Regions from separate parts of the Homo sapiens genome. Here regions 2 and 3 are each linked to region 1. A link is a loop called in an ENCODE intact Hi-C map of the cell type or tissue named here. Cell type or tissue: B cell. All regions are shown on one strand.

The links. Peaks named below come from ENCODE experiments on the same cell type or tissue, not always from the same donor. Only the 100,000 strongest peaks of a DNase experiment are listed, where the experiment ranks them.
Region 2: a loop joins it to region 1, with 1.9 times the contacts of the local background. A loop is called at or near these places in 3 of 110 quality-filtered maps.
Region 3: a loop joins it to region 1, with 2.0 times the contacts of the local background. A loop is called at or near these places in 2 of 110 quality-filtered maps.

What each region holds. Positions count from the first base shown.
Region 1 is chr2:144,379,241-144,387,240 of GRCh38, forward strand. ZEB2 (zinc finger E-box binding homeobox 2) reads right to left here. Exons shown (of 10, transcript NM_014795.4): 10 at 4,841-8,000. Among named protein-coding and RNA genes, the nearest start is that of QTMAN, 51 kb to the left of the region's middle. In B cell, no CTCF peak of the experiment used is centred here; a DNase peak (open chromatin) is centred at 3,781; H3K4me3 peaks cover 403 bases; H3K27ac peaks cover 330 bases; H3K27me3 peaks cover 454 bases.
Region 2 is chr2:144,179,781-144,187,780 of GRCh38, forward strand. The region is part of intron 4 of QTMAN (queuosine-tRNA mannosyltransferase); the gene reads right to left. Among named protein-coding and RNA genes, the nearest start is that of QTMAN, 150 kb to the right of the region's middle. In B cell, no CTCF peak of the experiment used is centred here; a DNase peak (open chromatin) is centred at 4,171; H3K4me3 peaks cover 915 bases.
Region 3 is chr2:144,235,246-144,243,245 of GRCh38, forward strand. QTMAN (queuosine-tRNA mannosyltransferase) reads right to left here. Exons shown (of 12, transcript NM_001376312.2): 2 at 431-492. Among named protein-coding and RNA genes, the nearest start is that of QTMAN, 93 kb to the right of the region's middle. RefSeq lists a silencer at 4,177-4,256 and an enhancer at 5,704-5,783. In B cell, no CTCF peak of the experiment used is centred here; DNase peaks (open chromatin) are centred at 3,006, 3,186 and 5,826; H3K4me3 peaks cover 1,629 bases; H3K27ac peaks cover 3,856 bases.

The DNA.
Region 1 (8,000 bases):
TGACAGATGACTATATGGAGATAGCACTTTAACCTCAAGATGCTGGTGGAAATTTTGCATTGGGTAACATTTTCTTTTTCAGTACATAGGTCTGTCTGTGACCCTGTAATCATGGCTGTCTCCTCAATCTGGGAAAAGGATGGGCCCTGTCTATCTATTACTCTTTTAAGGAAAAGTTATTGCTACAGACAATTTGATCTATCTTTGAATTGCTCGCATTGATTCATTTCATGATTTTAAGTGCACTACGGGAGGAGATTTGTCCCTCACAAAGAAGTCCATCAAGCGAAAGAATTTTATTTCAGAAAATGCCAACCTGGGGAGAAAGCATGTGGACTATAAGCCCATTTTAAACAGTGGATAATTTTCAAAGAGTGAACACGAGCGTGGAAGGGAATTCAGTTGCTAGGAAAATAAAATAAAATAAACATAATCTTCCTCCCTCTTGTTTTTTTTCGTTTTGGGGTGGGCTGTGCTTCCCAGTCTTGCTGGAGAATGTTTGTCCCTCCCACCTCAGTGGTGACAGACTCACAGTGATGCCTGCGTGTCTGTCTCACAGGTGTGGGTTCTGAGACTTGCCAGCTTAGCGAGACTTTGGAGGAATCTCCCACCGTGGTTGTAAAGAGAAAAGGAGAGAGATAATAGTACACTGGCATCAATAATCTACTTCCTCCAACTGGCTGAGTGTTAGAATAATAGCCTCGGCACTTGCCCTCCCACACCCCCTCCCCTGGCTCCGCCGCTGTCAGATTCTCTTCCCTTCTCCACAACTGGGAACTCTAGGGAGCAGATTGTTTTGGCTGGAATTAGCCGGGCACAGATGGTACCACCTGCTGCATGTTCCTTACTTCTTATTGGCTTCTCTCTCAGCTCTGTGAGTTTTTGTATTTTTTAGGAGTTCAGAGGAAGGGGAAATGGCCGAGGCTCTTGCTCATGCCTGATTCTAGCACAGCTGTTTGGAGCAAACTGGCAACTGCGGGGATAGTGCTGGGACATGTTGATTGGGGAAGGTGCTTCCAGGGTAACGTACCACCGTGGCGTCCTGTTTGCTGTATCTAGTGCTTTCGTTTCCAAAATACAAACTTTCTTTGAGCCAAACAATTTCTGTTTTCCAGGCTGACGGATCTGCCTGTGACCAGACACAAGGCAGGTGGTCTTGCGTGAGTCTGAAAAATGAGATTCCTCTCATTCTAAAATCAGAAGGGCATAGAATGTCATGTTACTGTTCTTTTTATAGGGGAGGTAATTATGAATAGGCCACAAACAGGTTGCTGTGCTCATTTCTGGACAAGTCACTGAGAAGAATAACTCAGGAGGCCTCGGGCTCCCACGGAGCGAACCTCATAGATTTATAAACTGTTTTCTCGCCTATGGAAACATGACATTGGATCAAAGGACCTAAGAGGTTCTATTCCTCCAGATCCTCTGAATTCCGTGGAGTTGGTCCTAAGTACTAGATCACACTATAAACCCTTCCCATGACCTGGGAACTGTTTTCTCTACTTCTCTGACATCATCTTCCACCCTTCTCCCTTGTCTACCATGCTTTGTTAGGCTGGCCTTCTTTTTATTCTCCAAAAAAGCCAAACTCATTCCAGCCTCATGTATTTGCACCTGCTGTTTCTTCTTCTGGAACTCTCACTGCACAATCTTCCCATGGCTGACCTCTTTACAACCTTCAGGCTCAAGTCAATCACCACTGCCCTCAAGGGCTTTTGTGGATCTGCACCCACCCCCAGCTGACTGTCCGCTACTTCCATCTCATTTACAATCACATCACCTTCTTTTACCTGCAACAAAACAGCACTATCTGAAGTGATCCATAAAATGGTTCTGTTTTCTACTTTCCCCACTAGAATGTACATCCCTGAAGGTGAGGATATTGTCTATTCACCGCTGTATCCCCAGGACATGCAAAGTGCTTCTCATATAGTATCACTCACTAATATACATATTATTGAGAGAAAGGTGTCATTTTGTGTTTAAATAGAGGAAGCAGCAGGGTACAGAAGGGAACATGGTTGAGACTTCCACATTAGTCCCTTCCTAAGGCACTTGGAACTTGGTATTATCCTTATTTGTGTATGTCTGCCTCTGCCAGATTGTAAGAAGCCTGAGGTCAGTAATCCTGCCATGTTCATTTTTGGGTAGCCCATAGTACCTAGTATTGTGCCTTACACACGCTAGGTACTCAGTACATTGAACTATTATTGATGTTGCAACTATTGTTATTTATTAGTATTATTTGTAGGCCCACTAAATATAATAAAATGAAAGCATCATACAAGTAGTAGAAGTATCAATAGAAGCAATAAAAACATCTATGCCATAACTGGAGATCTGGCTTCTGGTCCCAGCTCTGCCAGTAACTATGGAGTGATCTAGGGTTTTATTTCCTCAGAACACCAGAATTTGAAAAGCCAGGGCTTTGGATGAGAGAGCATCTAAGATTCCTTCACACTCTAACCTTTTGGTCTGTTTCTGTCTGTTCCAATTTTCCCATTGCAGATTTATGAATTCCTACTGCTCCTCTTACTGTGTACACCTGCTGCCTTGTTTCCTCCTCAGACCACGTCAGGATCATTCAGTGCATTCAGGGTTCAGAAAGGTCATGAGCAGAGAAAGAATGGTACTGAGGACTCATAAAGTGGGCTCAGGCTGAAAACTGTGGGTAGAGAGGTTGGATGGAGCCACCACTCTCCAATGGCCATGAGCACTGTCAAGAGTCTTCAACATAATGAGTGGGTAACATGTAGCAACAGCAGTTAGTAATTTTTAAAGAGCATTTTTCAAAACTGAGCATGTCTCTGGCTCTTAGTTAAAACAGACTCTAGCCCACAAGCGATTAATAGTCCTGAGATGATGATGTGACATCTTAGAGTTAACAAAGGGTTTCTAAAGTAGATTATTTTCATTGCACTCTTGCATGGAAGAGTTCTTGTAGACCAGAACGAACTTCTTGTAGGAAGTAGAGAAACTAACTCATTCCTTCTAATGTTTCCATAGCCATTTGAAGAAGAGTTTTACTGTGACATGTTGGAAAGAACACTAAACAATGATGCAGAAGACTGAGATTCTGACAATCTATGCTTAACTGTTTTCTAGAGACCATTGTGGGACGGAAACAAACAGCCTATGTGGTCTCAAGGATCTGTAGACTTCAGTTTCCTCATCTATAAAATGCAGGTAGTAGATTAATAATTAACTGCTTTTATTTTTCCAAAAGTTACAAACATAAAGATTTTCTTCTTACTAAACTCACATGAAAATTTTACTGAAGAATGAGAACATGAGTTTTGACAATTTTAAGGTAGACGCGAAGTGTGTTATAATTTGGTCAAGCCATAAAGGAGTTAACACAGGCCAGTTCGTAAATGAAGGTATCTGACATGAGGGGCCATGACAATTCCTGGGAAAGTTTTTGTACAAATCATTATTCTGATTTTCATTTAAAAGGTCAAGGAAGTACATATTAAGCAGCTCTTGTGGTTAGAACTCTTGTTCTCAGAAGATTTTGTGGATGGTTCCATCCACATTTATTTTAAAGTGAGTGAAACTTCCCTTGTCATGGAATTGTCTTTGATAATACAAAAGCACTTTACTCTGCAGAAAAGGGAAAGAAAAGGCTCTACTTGGGTGTTTGGCTGATTATTTCTAAGCCTACTTTTCTCTCCAGTACTAGTGTGTTAAGGGTTAAAGCAAGTTGGGCAGGGTGGTTAGTACTTCTCTTTTTCCCCTCTTGCTTAGATGTACCTTCAACCGGAAACCTATGAGCTCACACTTTCTAAGCATGTTCAATAATGAAGTGGTAGACCTCCACAGAATGTTTCAGGACTCAGGAAGTGGTTGAGGGTTATTCAATAGTTGGTGTTCTCCCTTTATGTCTGCACCAATCCTGGTCTGCACTACAGGGTTGGGAAATGTTGTTTGTGTTGGAAGTGGTGTCTTTCAGAAGAGATGTAAAAACCAAGGTCTGGGTTGCTTGTGGTCACTAAATATACCGTAATGTTTTCGGTGAGCATAGGGTTGTTCTTGAGTTTCCTTTCTAAATTTACATTCTTTTATTCATCCACATTTTTTTCAAGTAATTTGAAGGCTGTATTTCTCTTTTCTTAAACAAAACTAGAATGGGTATAACCGTACTTCTTCCCCCTATAATAATACCGTTTTAGGAATGAATAAACGTGATTTTTTCATGTTTAAGGAAAGGTCATTAACTAAAATCTAAGTTTCCCATAAAATGAGTAAAGATAATTTAATATTTTCTCAATTTTGTTGTTGGCATATCTTATAAATTATATAGTTTTTTTTTGGTGAGGCTGTCTTCGGAACCTTTTATTTTTCCAGTATCAACATTTTAAATGTCTTCGATGTAAGATAACAAAATGTAAAATGTCTGAAAAGCACTTCTTTTCAGACTTTTTCCATGTCTTGAGTATTTTTTTTAAGAAACACAGCTATTCAAATGTACACACACAAACTTAGCAAACCTGCACACACGCACACATGCGCACACCCACATACACTTTACTTCCCTTTGACTGCTCTGAAAATGGTCAGAACAGGATCATAATGCACAAATCTTTCTCTGAATGTTTCCTTATGTTAGATCAATTCCTTCTGAGTTCTGTGCTTGCCAATGCTAAATTTCCTGCCAGGGCAGTAGTCTATTTTTAACATTTTGGGGGCTTATCCTTCGTTCCAAATCTAACAGGCATATTCCATGGAGTGAAAGAGAGAAAGCTGACTGGGTGCACTTACAAATCAGGATAATCAGGATTTGCAATTTCTGTGGAATCAAAGCTATGAATGAGAAAGACCAATTAGAATACTTAAAAGATCATTTGTCATCACTTTAATCTTCATGTATTTTTTACTCATCATTTTCTTTGACTAAAATTATTAGAATCTTTGTCATATTAATCTCAAGACCAAATCGGAACAGTAGTGTTCATTTTCTATTTTCAGTATTTTGGAGCATTTTAACATGTCATGCTAGATTATAGGTAGTAGGCGACTCGTTTAATAGAGAAAGTTTTAGCTTGTGGCATATTCAGCATCATATTATCTCGGTGCCATTTCTCTGACTAATTCCACATTTCAGATACAAATGAAGACTGAAGGATTTATTTCTGTTATTTAATAGCATTTGTTTAATTCCGAGATTAATATATCATCTTCAACCCTGAAACAGAGGCCCTCTGAAACATCAGACCCAAAAAATTGGACACAGCCTACTAGCCCAAAAAGAACATGTTGCCAATTATCTCCATGTTTATTTAAATATTTTGCTCTAAAGGAAGCAATCATTCCTTTATACTTCTTTAAATTTAGTATTGACATTTTTATTTTGGGAAAGGAGGTCTTTTTTTTTTTTAACATGGATACAGGAAAAGAAAACTCTCCAATAAAAATATTGTCTAAAAAGTTTGTTTTGTCTGCATGATTTACTAAATATGTACAATTTCAATTCACAGCGAAGGTAACAAAGATTTAAACAGCCAACATCACAAATGTCTCAAGTTCTAAAAAAAAATCACTGTGCACAGTTTAACAATTTAATTGAAAAAACCAAAGCTAAGCCTTCAGTCTGAATCTTTTTTTATGATGGGCACAAGCCATGTATTTTCTTCATCTTTGTTACACGATGCATATTTCAGTGACTAAAAGCCCCTTCCCATTTTAGTATATTAGGTTATGTCAGTACATACTTAAGAGAGGCATAAATTGCCTCTTGGTACACCAATATGATTTGTGATGTGTTCACATATATGTCATAATATTTATTAATATATAGAATGATCAGATGAGTCACCTGTGATTTTTCTTAATGTCTTCAAATGTAGGAATGTTTTGTTGCATGTATAAAATTTTTCAGAATTTATAGGAGTGCTTATATAAGCGATAATAATTGGACCAGTGTCCCTTGATGTAAGGTGTCTAGAAAGAACTCTTCTGCTCTTGAAATATAGAGATTTCACATCTCTACACAATACAGGTTTATAAAGTTTGCTATTATATGATCAAGTGAGTGAACCAATTAATCATTAGAAACAAATGTCATTGAATACAGAATAGTTGAGTTACAGTTAAGAAGGGAGCCATAACCTCAGCTGCCCTATAAAATCTATAATAAGGTGGTTTTCATATATATATTTTTTCCCCATGTGAATTCTTTGGTGTTTTTTCCCCCTCTTTTTTTAGTGCTATGATTGATGAACATGCAATGTGAGATTCAAATAATTGCATTGAGCATGTTTATTTGAATAATTGCCCCATTGCACAATAAATAAATCCGCTGAGTGTGTTTGTTTGAATGTTTTTACATGTACATGGGATCACATAGTCAAATAAATGCAGCTGTGTTTATTACAATGTGTGGGGCTCCAGATATACACACACTTGTTTGTGTGTATATCCAGGGCCCTACAGCCCCTGAATGGCCTCACACATCTTGGAGCAAAAGCATGGTTAACAATTTTTCAGTTCAAATACATGTAAACTTATTATTGGGCAGTCTCCTCAAATTTGTGACTAAGATTTGCTTTTATTAAGGCTTACATTATTAGAAAGATAAAAAATGACCTTTTTAAAAGTTATCTGATTGTGAAAAGTATCTAATACATTTATTCATATTTATTCAAATATAGTCCCTTCTTTCCCCTTTCCTCCAAGCCCTCCCACTCCGCCCCCAGTCCAATTCATGCTAAGGAAGATGTATGTTTTGTTTAGCTCTTGCGGAGAAATTCTGATACGCATCTCTCTTCCCAGTTATTTCAGGCCTAAGCTTACAGTGTCATGTGAAGAAAAAAGAAAAGATTGCACAGATATGCTAGAATACAAAAGGCTCTTGGAGAAAATGGGCAGGGGTGTTCAGTTGTTCCAGTGTTTCCTCATCCTCCCCTGCCCCCTATTCGAGGGGGGAAAGGTTAGATTTAGAACTAAGCGTGTGGGAAGAGTAAGTAGTTGATAAAACAGAAGAACACATCTGATGTTACTAAAATGCACATCTCTTGGTTGTGGAGGGGAATTTCTTGTTTGCGACCTTGGAGAAGAATCTTAAGACAAATCAAAAGTTTTTATTTTTCCCTAGAGTTAGAGGATTATGCAGCCCTAATGTGCAATCGTGTCCAGCGGATAAATAGCATTAAAAAAAACTCCTCAGATATGGGACATTGTAGTGATTGTCACAATTCACAAGTGTTATCCTGATATTTTCAGACTCAGGTATTCTGAGCCTGCCTATGAAATGGAGTTAGGAACAAATGACAGAGAAGGGGGTAACAGGAGGGGCAAGGCAGGGTCTGCCCACCCTCCTCTACTTCGTGCACACTTTCTTCTTTCCAAGGAGAAAGAGTTAGGTTGCACATTCATTGTTTGTTGGTCCTATCTCTTGTGGATTGGGACACAGATATGCCCCATGGGCAACAGAGACCTACATTGCTTTAAAAGAGGCCACAGGGATTTATTCTACCCGGACAAAATTTAATGGCTTGATATTTTCAGGTTGAATTAATAAAGTTATCGCCTAGAGCCTTTCAAACCAGAAAAATTTATGTAGTGTATTTATTTGTGCCATTCAAAGAAGGAGAAACGAGGATAGAATTTTCTAAACTTTCCAAATATAAAAACTCTAGGCTGTGGATAACAGGAGGCATAGCATTTTGATGCCACTCCTCCCCCTGCCCCCCCCACCCCCTCTGCCAGAAAGTTTGAAGATAGAGCTAAAAACATGTTTTTCTAAAAAGGTCTGCTCAACTATTACTGTATCTTCATTACATCCTTTCTGTGTATGTGTGTGTGTGTATATATATATATATATACACACACACACATACACACTTTCTATTGAGTTTCAAGTTGCAAAGAATGACTTTTGTGAAATTTAGGAAAGTGGTATTATGGCTAAGGAATAAATATAAATATGTTGTTCTTGCCAACTGGAAATATCATACTCAAAATTTTAGCAAATTTAATAGCAAAATGATGCTTTTCTTCTT
Region 2 (8,000 bases), 200 kb before region 1:
GGGTCTCAGTGCTGTTTCTGCAACTTGCATACAGGTTTCCTGGATAAAACTCCTAAGATGGACTTAGTACTTAAGTTTCCTGTGAAGAAGGTCTTTGTTTCTACCAAGTTCTTAAGAATAATTTTAAAGCAAGAAGAATAATGTCATATGGAATTTTGTAGTTTGTTGTTGTAAAGGTGTATCCCTATGTTTCTTTGGGAAAATAATTTCTTTTACTGTTCTCATTCACAAGAACTGTAACATTCCCAGTGTTTGGCTAGTGGAGCATGAAGTTAGGAACATTACTCAGTAGATGTATTCCAATGAAGATGAAAACATACAGTGGAACAAACAGAAAAAACAGGTAATCTTAAGGCCACAGATAAATGACCATACCTAAGTCAGAATTCCTTAAGGGAAGCCAAAAATGCACTGAACGCTCACTGTTTGTTTCATTTTTTCTTTACTTTTTTTTTCCTCTTCAGTTAAAAGATACGCAATTTGATTGATGGTATTTTTTCCACATTGGTGACATTTTAAATGGAAACCAAGATTTTTTGGGAGTGGTTGTAATAGCTCGATGAAATCTTTCACATGTGCCAAAATGTTTCATTAATGTAAGTCAGCCAAATAATCTTCTTGCTTTGTAAAAATATTTCTCCTTTAAAAAATGCTTTCTGAACTGTTAAAAAAAATTAGAGTATTCAGAGTTTAGCTACCAATATATGTGTATTATACTTACTAACACTTTTTCCCTATTTCCTCAAACAGTAAAGATGGTATTTTTGATGAAGCTAAATAGGAAGTTCTCAAAATTTTTGTGTCAAATAATTACAATTTTAAATCCAATAATTTTAAGTTTGATCAAGTTGATGTGTTTCACATTTTTAAAAAACTGCTTGTACCTTTGATAAGGGCCAGGTGGCTGCTGCCTTTAAGTTTGTTGTATTTAGGTCCCATTGGCCAATGACTAGTATGGATTCTCTTTTAGTCCGTATATTGGTTTTCCTAGTTAAAGTGAGGAGGTAGTTCATGTATGAAGTGTTTGATCAGTGATAGCAAATGTATGATAAAGTAGAAAAATTGTCTTTCATTCAACAGAAAATAACATATTTATCATTAAAACAGAAAACTATAGTGATGTACTGGAGGTGACAAATGGGGGAACTTAAACTAAATTAAAGGGAAATTTCCATAACAGATTCACTAGTAATACTGATTTAATAACCATTTCCTGTCATGAGCTATATTTATCATATACCACCTCTCTGACATGACATTGTATTTAATGTTTTTGAGACCCATGTTTTAATCAGATTAAACTCAAGGAAACAGATAGGTATCTGTTTGGCTCTAAGCTTTAGCTTCTGTTTCTTATTTAGTCACAAGACTATTACTGCTGGAATCTTTATAAACACATTTGCTGGGACTGCAACAGGAGTCCAGCTTATGTTGTGAAGTCAGAAAAATATGTGCCAGTGGTTTTCATGATCTATGCACACAGTGCATTACAGAATTATTTAATAAATTAAAGACAACTAATGCAAAATGTGTTCCTTTCCCCCACGGGATTAAGCATCTAAAAATACAATTTAGTTTTAGATTCAAATACTAGTTTTTTAGGAACTAAGTAACCAAGAAAAATGTTCAAAGAAAAGTTGGTACAATATTATTCATTATTCAAATGTATTTACATAAAACTAAGATCACTAATAAGCTCAATGTTCTTAAAACTAATTTAACTGGTAAGAAATAATAATTTTAATAACTTGGCCAGGCATGGTGTCTCATGCCTGTAATCTCAGCACTTTGAAATACTGAGGTGTGTGAATCACTTTGAGCCCAGGAGTTCGAGAACCTGGGCAACATGGTGAAACTTCATCTCCGCTAAAAATACAAAAATGAGCTGGGTGTGGTGGTGCATGCCTGTAGTGTCAGCTTCTTGGGAGGCTGAGGAAGGAGGATCAGTTGAGCCCGGGAGATGGAGGCCGCAGTGAGCTTAGATCATGCCACTGCACTCTAGCCTGGGCAACAGAGTGACACCCTATCTCAAAAATAAAAATCAATCAATAAATAAAAAATAACTTATGTGACAGTTATGACATTACATTATTTAAAATGCAACATTCTAATAGCATTAGTGAACATATCCAATTAAACACATGAAGAGCTCTGTGGGTCAAATATGCCCTCCTTCAAATTCAGACTCTGAAAAAAGCGCTCTGTGGCCCAAGATCTCCCATGGCAGATAAGCTAGCAACAACCCAAAAGTGCCAAACTTAGCATTATGTAAGGGTTAAGTCATACATTAAAATTCAATAAATGTTAAAAGTGGAAACTAGGAAATAAAAGAGAATAAAAAAAAAGTAAAAACTGGCCTTTAACATTTCAGTCCACAGCACAATGAAAAATATTCTCAGACTTAAATTGACTACATGGTACATTCAACATGCAAAACCATTTTAGTGTAGATATAATAATACATAGTTTTTTAATCCATATAAATTGTCTACCTTTTCTTAAAATAGATAATTATAGAACAATTTCCTCAGTAGGTATGTGTGACTTAAAAGCTTCCTCTTTAGAATACCTTAGAAGTGGACGGGCATTGTGGCTCAAGCCTGTAATCCCAGCACTTTGGGAGGCCGAAGTGTGTGGATCATCTGAGGTCAAGAGTACAAGACCAGCCTGGCCAACATGGTGAAACTCTGTCTCTACTAAAAATACAAAAGAAATTAGTCAGGCATGGCGGTGCACATCTGTAATCCCACCTACTTGGGAGGCTGAGGCAGGAGAATCACTTGAACCAGGGAGGCGGAGTTTGCAGTGAGCCAAGATCGCACCATTGCACTCCAGGCTGGACAACACAGTGAGACTCCGTCTCAAAAAAAAAAAAAAAAAAAAAGGAATACCTTAAAAGTGCTGCAGGGCATGCCTGATAGGCACTGATTAGTTAGTAGGCTGTAATCAGGTGAACTAGTACTAAAGACTATTGAGTAGCATCCACAGCAAGTTATCAGGTACATTATATATATATATTATATATATAATATATATATTATATATATAATATATATATATTATATATATATTTTATATATAATATATATATATTATATATATATTTTATATATATATATATTATATATATATATAAAATATGAGAAAAGAGAATATTCTTCAATTGTCCATACATAAGAACAGGAAATATTTGAAACAATTATTAAGCAATACTTTAAAAGATTTCTATAGAAGGTTTTCTTGTAAGCATTATAATATCATATCTGAGTCTAAGAAGCCTAAGAAAAATTAGTCCCTCTTATTAGTGAGATTCATTTTAATATTTCTGAGTTTAGATATAGTTTCAGCCTACACTCTTTTTGGTTAATATTGATACAATATTTTATTAACAATTTAGAGGTTGGGTTTCAGGTGAGCAGAATAAATACACTATGTTTATAAGCATAAGATATACTTTTAAACCAACTTTTAAAATTTCACTGGATCTTTCAACATTTGTTTGAAATCCTTACAAGATATTCATCTATTTGTGGCATCATATAGGTCTGTCTCCCCATCTGTCTATGTTTTTCATGAAGACTAGTATCTGGTACATGTTTTTTTTCCTTCTCCACTTTAGTAGCTATTCATTGGCCCACTACTATGCCATTTCTGTAATACTTGTCCAACAGTTTTCATCAATCATTTTTTAATAAAATACAAGCTTTCTTTTACAGGACAAGGGGACATGTAATCAATGTATTTAATTTAATTCTGACTAAATTTCATTCTATATGGCTAGAAATTTAATGTCATCAAAATCTATTATTGTCACAATAAATAATCACATTAAAGCATCATACTAAAATCTATAGGGCTGAATTTTTTAAGAGCAACATATACACGGTTATTCATCTAGCCTTTTAGTCTTATCTTCCCAAATGTAACTTTCTTACATTACATGGCCAGATTTGTTAAGGAATTCACATCCTGCATGTGCGGACATCTTGAAGAATCCTTTTTTAACAGGATATCCTAACAACACCTCCCCACCCCCAACCAACTTGGTAGCCTGACTCTAGCACACACTCATCTGGTTTGACTAAAATCATTGCATTACTTGGCAGTGGTTTCCTCATACGTGGCGCTTAGAGCTCATTGAAGCTCAAACAGTACAGGAAATGCAAATCATGCAAACCACCCTCATGATGGCTACGTACAGTGGCGTGATTGAGCGGCAATACGCACGGCTCGTGGGCTGACCACATGAAAGGAGACATTTAAAGACCAGATGAGCAAAAGCTGGGATAAGTTAGAGAGTATGTGTGAGCTTCAAAGCTGGGAGAATAGCATCCTTATTTAAAATAGGAGTTTTTTATTATTTTTTTTTATTAATAACACCTGCCTAAGTTCTTTACACTGAGGGAAGTACATGGAGGTAGAGCAAGTCAAACATGCACTATACTGAATATAAGTGGGCCAATCCTTCTTTTTTTAATAGCCAGGTATGGCAGAAGAGTGGAATACTTTCCATCTATTTTTTTCACAAGATTTTCTACAAGTGTTAACAATTATGAGAAATATTTTCTTTTAGAGAGCTTAAAAGAAAGATAATCTAGCAAATGCTACAATATTTGCTCATAATTCCTTAAGTGTCAGTTTCATTGCCACGTTAATAAAATTAGTTCCTCCAACAAAAAAATAAGGAGCTATAATGCTTAGGAATTCTTCAACAAAAGGCTTAGAAACAATATGGAATTTTCTATTAAAAGAATATTTGAACACGGTTAATACAGTAATGAGAGTGGAAAAATGGCTATAGGAAGTATTTCTTTTCCTTTTTGGAAATGATTTTTTTTAGATGCTTCCAATTTACTACCAATTACAGAAGGGACTAAATATAATAAATTAACCAAAAAAATCATTCAATTTTATGTTTCCTTAGCACTTAAAATTATTTTCCAAAGCCCTTTAAGTATCTGTTATTTCATTTGCATACAGGGATGAGGGCATCAGGAATTCTATTAAAGCACTGGCTCCCTATATAGGTATAACTCCATATACCTATATAGTTAGAAGCTTAAATAAGTAAATTTTAAAAATAAGAGTTTAAATAAAGGAGGGAAAAGTCTAATGCTCTAGATGAGGAATCAGAAAACCTAACCGTAAATAGCTATATGATACGGGACTTACCACTCTGAAACTTAGCTTTTTCAACTGTAAAAAAGGTGCTATTACCAAACTCTTACCATCTTTCCTGACCACTTCTTAATTTGAAAGATCAAATGATACGGTATGTGAGAAAATTACACAGTGCTATACAAACAGAAAAAATATTGCACTATTTATGAGGCACTCACATTGTGCCAGCCACTATGTCAGGCTCCAAAAATATATTATCTCATTTGGATTAACTTCACCTTCACAATAATACTGTAAGGTAGGTATTATTAGTCCCATTTTAAAAGACAAGAAAACTGAAGCTCAGAAAAGTTAAGCAATTTCTCCAAAACCTTATAGCTACTAAATGGCAACACTGAGGGTAACTACATTAGGCCATACAAGGATCTGTTCTCCTATGTTTCACAGTCATCTACTGTGGGTCTGCATAACTCTTAGTTAGTTATGATTTTAACAGCAACTCAATGCTACCCTCTAAGAAGTAGATTTCAGTAATGCAGAGGTTCTCTAACGTTCCATTGGACGCACCAGCTGGAAAGCTGATGCACTTGTTATTTTGAATTGGCCCATATTAATTCATCAACGTCTACTTCTTCCTTAATTTATCCTAAATATAGGCAAAGATTACCATGTTTGATAACCAGAAAGAGTACTAGTAACCATAATCTTCTTTGAAGTCTCGAGAGCTACTGCCTTGAAATTTTAAACAAGGGCTGGTTAAGAATTTCTGACGAGATGCAACAGGACTTTCTGAGTGACAACTGTCTTCCTTTCCAAGCCAAGGAAGGCAATTGGATGTACAGCCACTAGCAAGCAGGAGTTAGCTGTTTTCTGTTTTGTTTTTAGATAGCTTGTAAAAGTCTGTAGGAGAAAAGAAGTTAGATTATTTTTAAACAAAATAAAACAAAAATCAATGAGCAGAAATTGCTTAAATTTGTCAAAAAGGAAAGCTATAGACATAGGAAAGATAGTTTGTAGAAAAGATTATAAAGTCGTACACAAATGGCAGGCAGGCAATGTATGTTTGCCTGTATAATAACAGAGCAACTGGCAAATGAAGAAAAGTCAGTGCAGAAGCTACCCAACAGGATGATTCAGATCAGTTGAGACATGGTATTCATTTACAGCTAGACAGTCCATCAGGTAACTGAAGCCAGGACAATGCCCAGAAGAGTATGGGTCAATATATCTACTAGGAATACTGAGTTTCTCCTTCTGCCTTCATCTCTTGAAAGATATCAAGGATCCTATTAGAGGTACACACCTTAATCCATCTATAGGAAGTCTGAGGTAGGAATATTATGCTACAATCTGAAGGTCAGAGATTTGAAAGCCATTAGTTACATCATGCCCTGTTTTATAAGAGAAACAGATATAAAAATCAGGCACTGAAGAGCCACAAGTTCAAAGATTTCAGAGATTATGTTGTAGAGGGTGGAAGTCCCTCCCTGTAAATTAGATTTGCATTCTGAGGAGGAAGTAATAATGTAGACTGGAAATAAATATGCAAACTAATGGGTTTTTTAAAATTTGAAATTTCCAGGTAAGACAAAACTAATACATAGATGTATGTGGGTTTTATTTTCGTTTTGTTTTGGATAAGAGTTCATTCCTCTTCAAATTCTCCATGACAATTCTCAACAGTCCCACTGTCACACTTTCTAGCTGAAAAACAAAGCAGAATCTGCTTGATGATTGAGCCTGTTTCTATTTGCCTTCAGTGGTAAGAGAAAAATATTATTAATTTAGTCATCCTTTACTTTTGTGTTTAAATTATTTCAAATTCTTTCAGTATTTATTTTCAAACCTGTTATTGATTTTCTTCAGTGTCCTCTAGGTAATATCAAATTTGCCACATTAGGTTCATGTTATAGAATTCAATACCAAACACTCAAAATCCACCCAGAAATGTCATCACCTAACTCTCCTTTTCAGTAACTCACTTAACCTCTCAAGACCTCCCTTTCCTCAGCTGCAAAATGACAGCAGTTTGATTAGAATAACTCTAAAGCCATAACTGTGTTAATATTTGTCATGTCATCTTAGTGTCAGGTATTAATATCTTAAGATGCTTAATCTTAATAAGAAAAAACAAAGTGACATCACAGAAAATATTATATAATAGCAGACAAATAACACCTTATTCATACTACTCTGTGGACAATCATCTACGTGATTATTGTCAAGTCACTGATACCACTTTGTGGTTGTCTTGTCTGTTTTTTGTTGCTGTAACAGAATACCTGAGACTGAATAATTTTTAAAGAACAGAAGTTTATTTAGCTCATGGTTCTGCAAGCTAGAAAATATAAGGGCATGGCCCTGGCTTCTGGTGACATAACATGGCTGAGGTCAAAGAAGAATCAGACACGAGTGAAGAAATAAAACCGAAGAAGCATCCTGGCCTTTTAACAACCTGCTCTTTCCAAAACTAATTCATTTCCACAGGAACTAATCCAGTCTTGCGAGAGCCAGAACTCACTTACTCCAATATGGCACCAAGCTACTCATGAGCCATCCAGCCCCATGACCTAAACACCTCCCACTGAGGCCCACTTTCCACGCTACCACATTGGGGATCTAATTTCAACATGAGTTTTGATGGGTACAAACTCAAACCCTAACAATTGCCTTATTGACAAACTGAAGATAAAATATCTTACAGCGTCTTCTGGTTTCAGAATTAATGACTATTTTACAGCTTATTATTTATACATGATGATACCAGACAGAGTCCTTTATTTAACGGTAACAACAAAAACTGAAGGCACAGAAAATGACAGGCATATTACACTGAATTCTGGGATGATGATGATGTAGTGGGTTGAAATGTATCCCCC
Region 3 (8,000 bases), 140 kb before region 1:
TAGACTGATTTTCTGTTTATTAATGGTACCATAAAACGAGGGGAAAATCTGGAAAAGGCAGCCAAGCTAACTCAATTACAAAGAAAGATTAAAGGAGTTAAATGTCTATAACTTGGCTGACAACCAAGGAACAATATGAGAGCTGTCCACAACTCTCCAAAGAATATACATTAAAAGAAAAGTAGAGAATTATTATCTACTATAGATGTATGAATACATGAAATAATAATGAGATAAAAATGAAGAAATCTGACTTTAAGCAGCAGGGAAATAATCTGGTGAAACTTAAAAAAGGCTGCTTCCTTCTCTTTAGAAATATCAATCATCTTACTGACCCACACTGCAGTAAACAAGACATGATAGAAAATGCCCGCATATTGCCACAGGACGGAATTGATGGAGATATAAAAATGAAGTCCCATCTGCTTACCTGATGATCCAGATATACTGATGTCCCTTTACATATGTCCAATCTGGCTAATGCAGAGATACCTGTAAGATCACAAAAGACATAGTTAGTAACTTCAAAATAAACCCAGCCTGAATTCTCAATCTTGAGCTGGTCAAGAGCTGATTCGGATGATCTAGTCTGGCTCTTGGATATTCCAAGATGGGAGAAGAACGTGCAAGAACAGAAATTTTCTGAGTGCTTCTAAGGTTATTCTTAATTAATAAGAGATTTTCAGTCTCTCCAGAGATTTTCCAAATCATCTGTAACTCAGTAATAATAATAATTATTATTATTATTACTATTCAGATTAGAGGTGTTTAACCTTGGTCACTGGATGGCCTTCAGGAATCTATGCACTCCTGAATGATATATGTAAAATTTGTGGGTTTATGTAAATAAGTATCTCTGGGAGAAGGTCAATAGTTTGTCAGATTTGCCAAAAGGTCTATAGTCCAAAAAACTGTCAAGAACCTCTGCTGAGGCTTGCCTAACATCTCAGAGGCAGGTTGGAATGCATATGGATGAGCATTCCAGGTTTGGGGGTTCCCTCCCAGAGAAACACAGACACTTGCAGATCTGGGGTAAATACCTTAAGAATACTACTTTCTGGGAGAGCAATACATCAGGTTTAAACTGTTGCTTAACTCACACAGTCCTGTGATCCCTGTAAGCCATGCACAGTCTTGAAGAGAACTAACATGTTACCATATATACCCAAGGGTGCCTATCATGACTTTTCCTGTTCTGTGTATATTAAAGTCAGGATTCCTAAGAATATCAATTCTGACAGGGTCAGAACTCACACAGTAACTCATCCAAAAAGGACCATTTATGACAAGGAAACTTTTCCTGTTCTGTGTATATTAAAGTCAGGATTCCTAAGAATATCAATTCTGACAGGGTCAGAACTCACACAGTAACTCATCCAAAAAGGACCATTTATGACAAGGAAAAAATAAGGTGTGATCAAATCAATAGGAAATGTGGCTCCCAAACAGTCTACATAACAAAAAAATTACAGAATTAGCCAAACATATCTCTTAAAAGAATTACTTTAAATAGTAATCCCAGAGTCAGAATAGGCTACATCAGAAAGAAACAAGGTTAGAGAACCTTCCAGGTACCAACTGTGAACAAGATGGGAAAGCATTCACAGCCACAGAGAACATCCTGAACTGAGATGCCACCAAAAAAAAGGGGTGGGGTATAAGAAAAAGGCTGAAAAGACAGAAATCAAGTAGAAGAAGGGAAAAATTACCTTTTGTGGTGTCCTGTTTCAAATAATAATCATGTCGTATATATTCTCAAAAAATAACATATTTAGACAATCACCTTCTGGGCATTTACCACGCACTGCACTCAGTGCTGAGGACTCAGCAGTGAACAGGTCAACAAAGCCCTATTCTGCTGAAGCTTTACTTTGGGGAATGGGAGAAGGATGCAGGGTGACAAACAAGTATATCAGCAATATTTCAATTTGTGATACATGATATGAAAAAATAAACAATAAGATGTGACCAAGACATGAGACAGCAGCCTATACCCACCCAGCATGTCACAGAAATCTTCACTCCAATCTCAGAGTATGTCAGGGTCTTAAAGAGTTGAGACCAGGAAATGACGTTAGGGACAGCTAGCCAGACCTGTGAATTTCAGAGATGAAGACAGAGTAGCTATTCTAGAAGACAGTATCACTACCTCATTATCTCTACACTTCAAAATACATATACCTAGATTGAATGATAATGTTACGATACAAGCTCTGCTTGTAGAATATAAACCTGACAACAAGTAAATGAACAGCGTTTCGTTATCTCTTTAAAACCTGGCTGACAATACTGCACACTGTGTACCCTTAATATAAAGAACCACGTTCTATCCAAATTCTTGTCAAGTTCCATTCTATTAAAAGAATTTCATTTTTTGCTTCCACAGATAAATCCGATCAACTTGTGCTGTCAAAGAAAGGGGAGAAGAGGGTACAGGTAGCCAGCCTCCAAGACAGCCCCCAATAATCCTCACCTCAAGGAATTCATGCCTTTGTGTAATCCCTTTGCTCATACCAGGGTTGGTCTGAGTGATCAACAGAATGCAGTGAAAGTGACAGTGTCTGTCCTAAAAGATATTACAGCTTCTTCCTTACTCTCTTGGATCTTCCTGGGGGAAGCCAGCTGCCAGCTGCCACGTTGTGAGGACACTCAAGCCATCCTAGGGAAAGGTACACAAGGCATCTTGCCAAATAGCCAGAATCAACATAACAGCCATGTGAGAGAGCCATTTTCTAAGCAGATCCTCCAGGCTAGTCTAACTTTCAAATGACTGTCACTCTGGCTGACATCTTGATTGCAGCTTATGAAAGACCAAGAGCCAGAATTACCCAGGCTGCACTCCAATCCCTTTCTAGCATGCACTCTAACTTCCTGTATTCACAAAGCTCAAGCTAAAAACATTTCTCAGATGCTCTTGCATCACGCCTTCCACAGGGAACCCAGGTTCAACCAAATCCATTCAAAATTTAGAAAGCAGAAATGAGCAAATCAAGGAAGTAGCCAACTACAAATGAGATCAAATTTTGTAGTGAAGGCATTTTGTTCTTCTGAAACAACTATGTAGATATGCTACTAAATGATCCCTAGTCTCATAGACTCTAAGTAGCAAATGGCAGTGGAGTTTTCTACTAGAATAGTATCATGGGGTGTTTCTCATGGCTTGTGCTGTTCCTAGCTATTCACAGTCAACTTTGGTTCCTTGGCACTTCTGCAAATTAAGTAGCATGTGATACATCTCTGTATGCAACTCAAACTAGCTGTTGCCTGCAACTAAGAACCCACTCTACATATGAAAATTCTCCTGTCTCATAACACTTTCATTCCTATCTCATGGTTGACCCTCTTTTCCATTATGAAACCCTCTACCTGTACAATGAATCCTATTCATTTATGCTGTTTCTAGGAACGTGCACTATCTGGTTTCTCCCTTTCTTCTCCACTGCTTTCTTCTCCTTCATCAATAACACAGTTCTTCCAACCCTACCAACTATCCCCATGAAAAAATAATAATATAAGCTCGTTGTTTTTGCTTCAACTTCCATTCAATGCTTGAATTACCATAACTTGGCTTCCTTAGCCATCACTCTACCAAAACCACTATTGCTAAGGCTGGCAAGAACCAATTACTTATTCTCATTCCTCACTCTACTAGACTGTGGCATTGGCACTCCTACCCACCACACCTCTTTGAAACTTTAATGATAACAAGATTATAAACCTCCAGCCTCAATGAAAGAATCTAGCATCCCACCTTCACACATCATCATCACCCATGCCCTCTGCACTTCTGCCACCAGAGACATACAACAAATAGGCATACAGAGACCATTTCAAATGCTAAGGCTATTCGAATATTCTATTTCTTGAGGGCCTAACTGCTTAGACAACCAAAAAGACAGATATACGCACTGTTAAAAAAAAGAAAAGAAAAAAAAGAAAAAAAAAAGAAAAGTGGATGCTACAAGCTATCAATATAGAAACGTATTTCATTATTTTCAGTTATTTAAGGAAAAATAAATGTTTGGAAGTCAGAGATTCCAAAAGAGCAATGCTACAAAACAAGTGTATAACCTCTTAAAACTAACTTCCCAAAGCTAAAAGTTCATTATTATTTGTTTAACACTTGCAAGCCAGAATATCTACAATTGCCAACCTAAGCTAGCATCCGTGAGTCCTCTTGTTTTGAATGTAAGGTTTTCTATGACATCTGTCATCTCACTAACCAGAAGTGATGCTGCTGACTTTGACTGGTGGGGGGTGGGAGGGGAGTTGACCCATTCCTTCCTCCCTGCTAAAGCTACAATCTCTCAAAAGGCTGGCCTCCCAGAATGATGTGAACTAAGCTTCTTTGGTTAGGGGTGTACCCAGCCCTTTTCTTTAAACTGCTCAGAAGACAGAACTTTTCAGAAAACCCACAAAAAAATGGCTTATTTTCATTAATTTGCTTTGTATTGCCATCATTCATTGTCTTCATTTTTAATTCAGTGATATTTATAGCCAAATGAAATGAAGTACAGTCAGTTTTCCTCAATCTGTCTCAGTCTACTCTTCATCTTCTGGGACCCAATTCATGTGATCCTTTAACAACTATTTATTTCACACCAAACTAGTTATCTCCCTAAAGCCTACCAATCTAGCCTCTGGGCATATTTCCTAAATAAAAGCATTAGATCTCTGTAAACCTAAAATTTGCATACTAAAGGAACAAATCAGCTATCAAAAGGCCTAGTAGTATATAGCAGTTGCTCACCGCTAAGCAGAGTTTAAAATTCATTTCAATTTATTATTTTTTAAAGAAACAGCAATTGACTTCTTCCCTTTGCAAAATGCAGTTTAATGGGCCTAGTTAAATTAGAGGTAATAGTGTAAAGCAAGTGTTTTAAATTGGTAAATTCTAAACCTTTTAATAAAAGTACATCAGTCAGAAGTTTTAATAAGACTCAGCAGGACAGAGAAGAATTAACAGTCTGTAGGAATCAAAAGGGGTGATAGGCAATGATAACCTTAAACATTTGCATAGGGATTTATAATTTCATTGCTTAAAGGTTAATGAAATTATGTGGTATTTTGCCCACTCTTATCCAGTAAATGATTTCATGCCTTGATTTGTATATATTTACCAACTGAATCCTATAAAGAAAAAATGACTCCTTTATCAATTAATCTACGACATTTTTACTTATACACTTCTGGGTGCACAATTATCATTACCTATTCTAACCAATAACTGGGTCCTCTAAAACACAATGTAAGGTTTCCAAAGCATCTCAGAAAAAAGAACAAAATCAGAATTCTGAAAGTACATTAAATTGTAATGTGACTGCTTTTTTAAAAACTAGATATATTCCTTTATTTACTTTATACTTCAAGTCTACTATTGCTAAATACTGGCTTTTGCCAAATATTAACATAAAATCCACCCTAGAGATTGATGAAGGCATTCAGGATACACTGAGGGTGAAGATGGAGAAATGCAAACAGTCCACACAAACAAGTAGAACAGGTTAAAACAGTAAAAGGATTCTAGGCCAAAGCAATTGTTTTAAAACATAACAGCATAAAAACGACACACTACTGAGGCCTTGCCTCACTGAGCACCCAGGAGGGTGCAGGGTCAGCTGCTTCACTTAATACCCAGTTCTAAGAAAAAAACTGCAAAGAGCCTCACTTAAGCAGAGTGGTGCTTCCTACCCTGGCTGCACGTTAGAATCCCCTGGATAGCTTAAAACAAAAACCTAAAAATCCACACTTAGGCCCCATAACCAGAGATTCTGGTTTCATCAATAATTTATAGACACTACTCAGGGTGATTTCTTGATTTCTTAGGTGCAACTAGGGTTGAGAAATATGCCAGAAAGCACTGGTTCTCGAAGTGTGGTCCCTGGACCAGTAGCAGCAGCAACAGCAACAGGAAACATGTTTGAAATGCAAATTCTCAGGCCTCACCCCAGACCTAGTGAACCAGAAACTCTGGAGTGGGGCCCAGTGTTTTAACAAGTCTTTCAGATAATTCTCAGATGCACTATGTTTGAAAAACACTGCTTTAGAGTAAGAATGGCCTGGTTTTCAATTTTCTCTCCACAATTTACTAGCTATATGACCCTTGGTCAGCTCTCTAAACTTCTTCCCTCACATGCAAAATAAAAGAGTTAGCTACCATTTCTTTAACGTCGAATGTGTGCCAGGGTATGCCAATAAGCACTTTATATACATTATATAATTTAACCCTTACAGGTTTGTCAGATAGATATCATTACCATTTTACACCAAAAGATGATGAACCTCATCCAATATCACAAACTAGTAAGCAGAATCAGAATTTAAACTCAAGTTTTTAAAATTCCACAATTACTGCTCTTTCCCTATTCCTCAAAATATTCTTGCTGATCTTTCTTTTTTATTCTTCTTTCCTTTCTTTTCTTCTGTTTTGTCTTCCTTTCTTTCTGTCCATCTTTCTTTCTGTCTTCCTTTCTTTAGGAGGAAGCTTATCTTGTTACTATAAAGCTAGATATTACCTAGTGTGTAAGTGTGTACAGTATTTACTATGTGACTACAAAGTACTTAGCATTCTACCACATGCCAGAAAGAAAAGAATTAAAATACAAAAAAAAAAATGAAAAGAAAGAAAGAAATCATAGTAACGAAGCTATGAGCTAGCTGGAGATAGATCCATTTTGCAAAACATAGGGACACATATGATTTCATTCTTAACTGGCAGGTGGAAAACAGAAATAACTCAGAAATTCATGAGATTGGAGCTCAGAGACCAAGGCATGACACCAGGAAGTGGAAGTTTGACTTGCTCTGAAACAAGGAGTAAAAAGTTTCTCCAGCACAGGAGGAGAAAAAACAGCTAGAGAATATAGCACAATAGAAAATAAAGCTAAAGTAGTTAAATGGGTCCAGATTGTGACTCAGAATAAGAAGAGCTTAACTTTAGTACAGTAAAAGTATAAAATGTTTTTTCACAGAATATTTTTGATGAACTGATAGTAAAGAGATAAAGTTAAAATCAAGTCATAGGAACTTATCCTAGAAAAAATATGAACCAAGGGTTATGCTGAAAAAAAAACAAGCAGGAGAAAAAGTTACTTCTATTATTAAAAGTGTTAAGTGTGATCCACTCTTTACTGTTTCCATGGGCTATTCATATCCATTACATAATATTTTCAATCATCCACTAATCCAACCAACACTGACTGATCACATTAAGCTAGGTATCAAGGATAAAAAGTAAGCTTCTGACTCAGGGCACATGGAGCAGCTTTACATAAGAAACAGACTGCCAAATGTTTTATGCAACATTAACATAAAGTTATTAGGAATTCCAAAGGCCACTATAGACAGACCAATTGTTAGCAATGACTGTTGTGAAATTCCCGAAAGTCAATGAAGTATAAGCTAGCCAAAATGTTATGCATATAAAATATAAGAGGCCAGGCGTGGTGGCTCACGCCTGTAATCCCAGCACTTTGGGAGGCCGAGGCAGGTGGATCACTTGAGGTCAGGAGTTCGAGACCAGCCTGGCCAAGATGGCAAAACCCCGTCTCTATTAAAAATATAAAAATTAGCTGGGCTTGGTGGCATATGGCTGCAGTCCCAGCACTTTGGGAGGCTGAGACATGAGAATCACCTGAACGCAGGTGGCAGAGGTTGCAGTGAGCCGAAATTGCACCACTGCACTCCAGCCTGGGCGACAGAGCAAGACTCTACTTAAAAAAAAAAAAAAAAAAAAAAAAAGAGTATTCTGCCTATACTACCGTACTAGCATCATAATCATCACCTCACAAATGGAGTAACCCCAGTTAATCCACATTTAGGCTTACATATGGCTAAAAAAGGCAGGCAAACATAAAATCTAGAGGTAAGCTTTAAATATTCACATCACTCATTCCATTTTGTGCTGAAGAGCTAATCAAAAACTACGCTCAGAAACTCACAGGAAGATTCTACCTATGTATTGAGGAAAAACTGCAAGGTACAATGGGATGACTGCATTT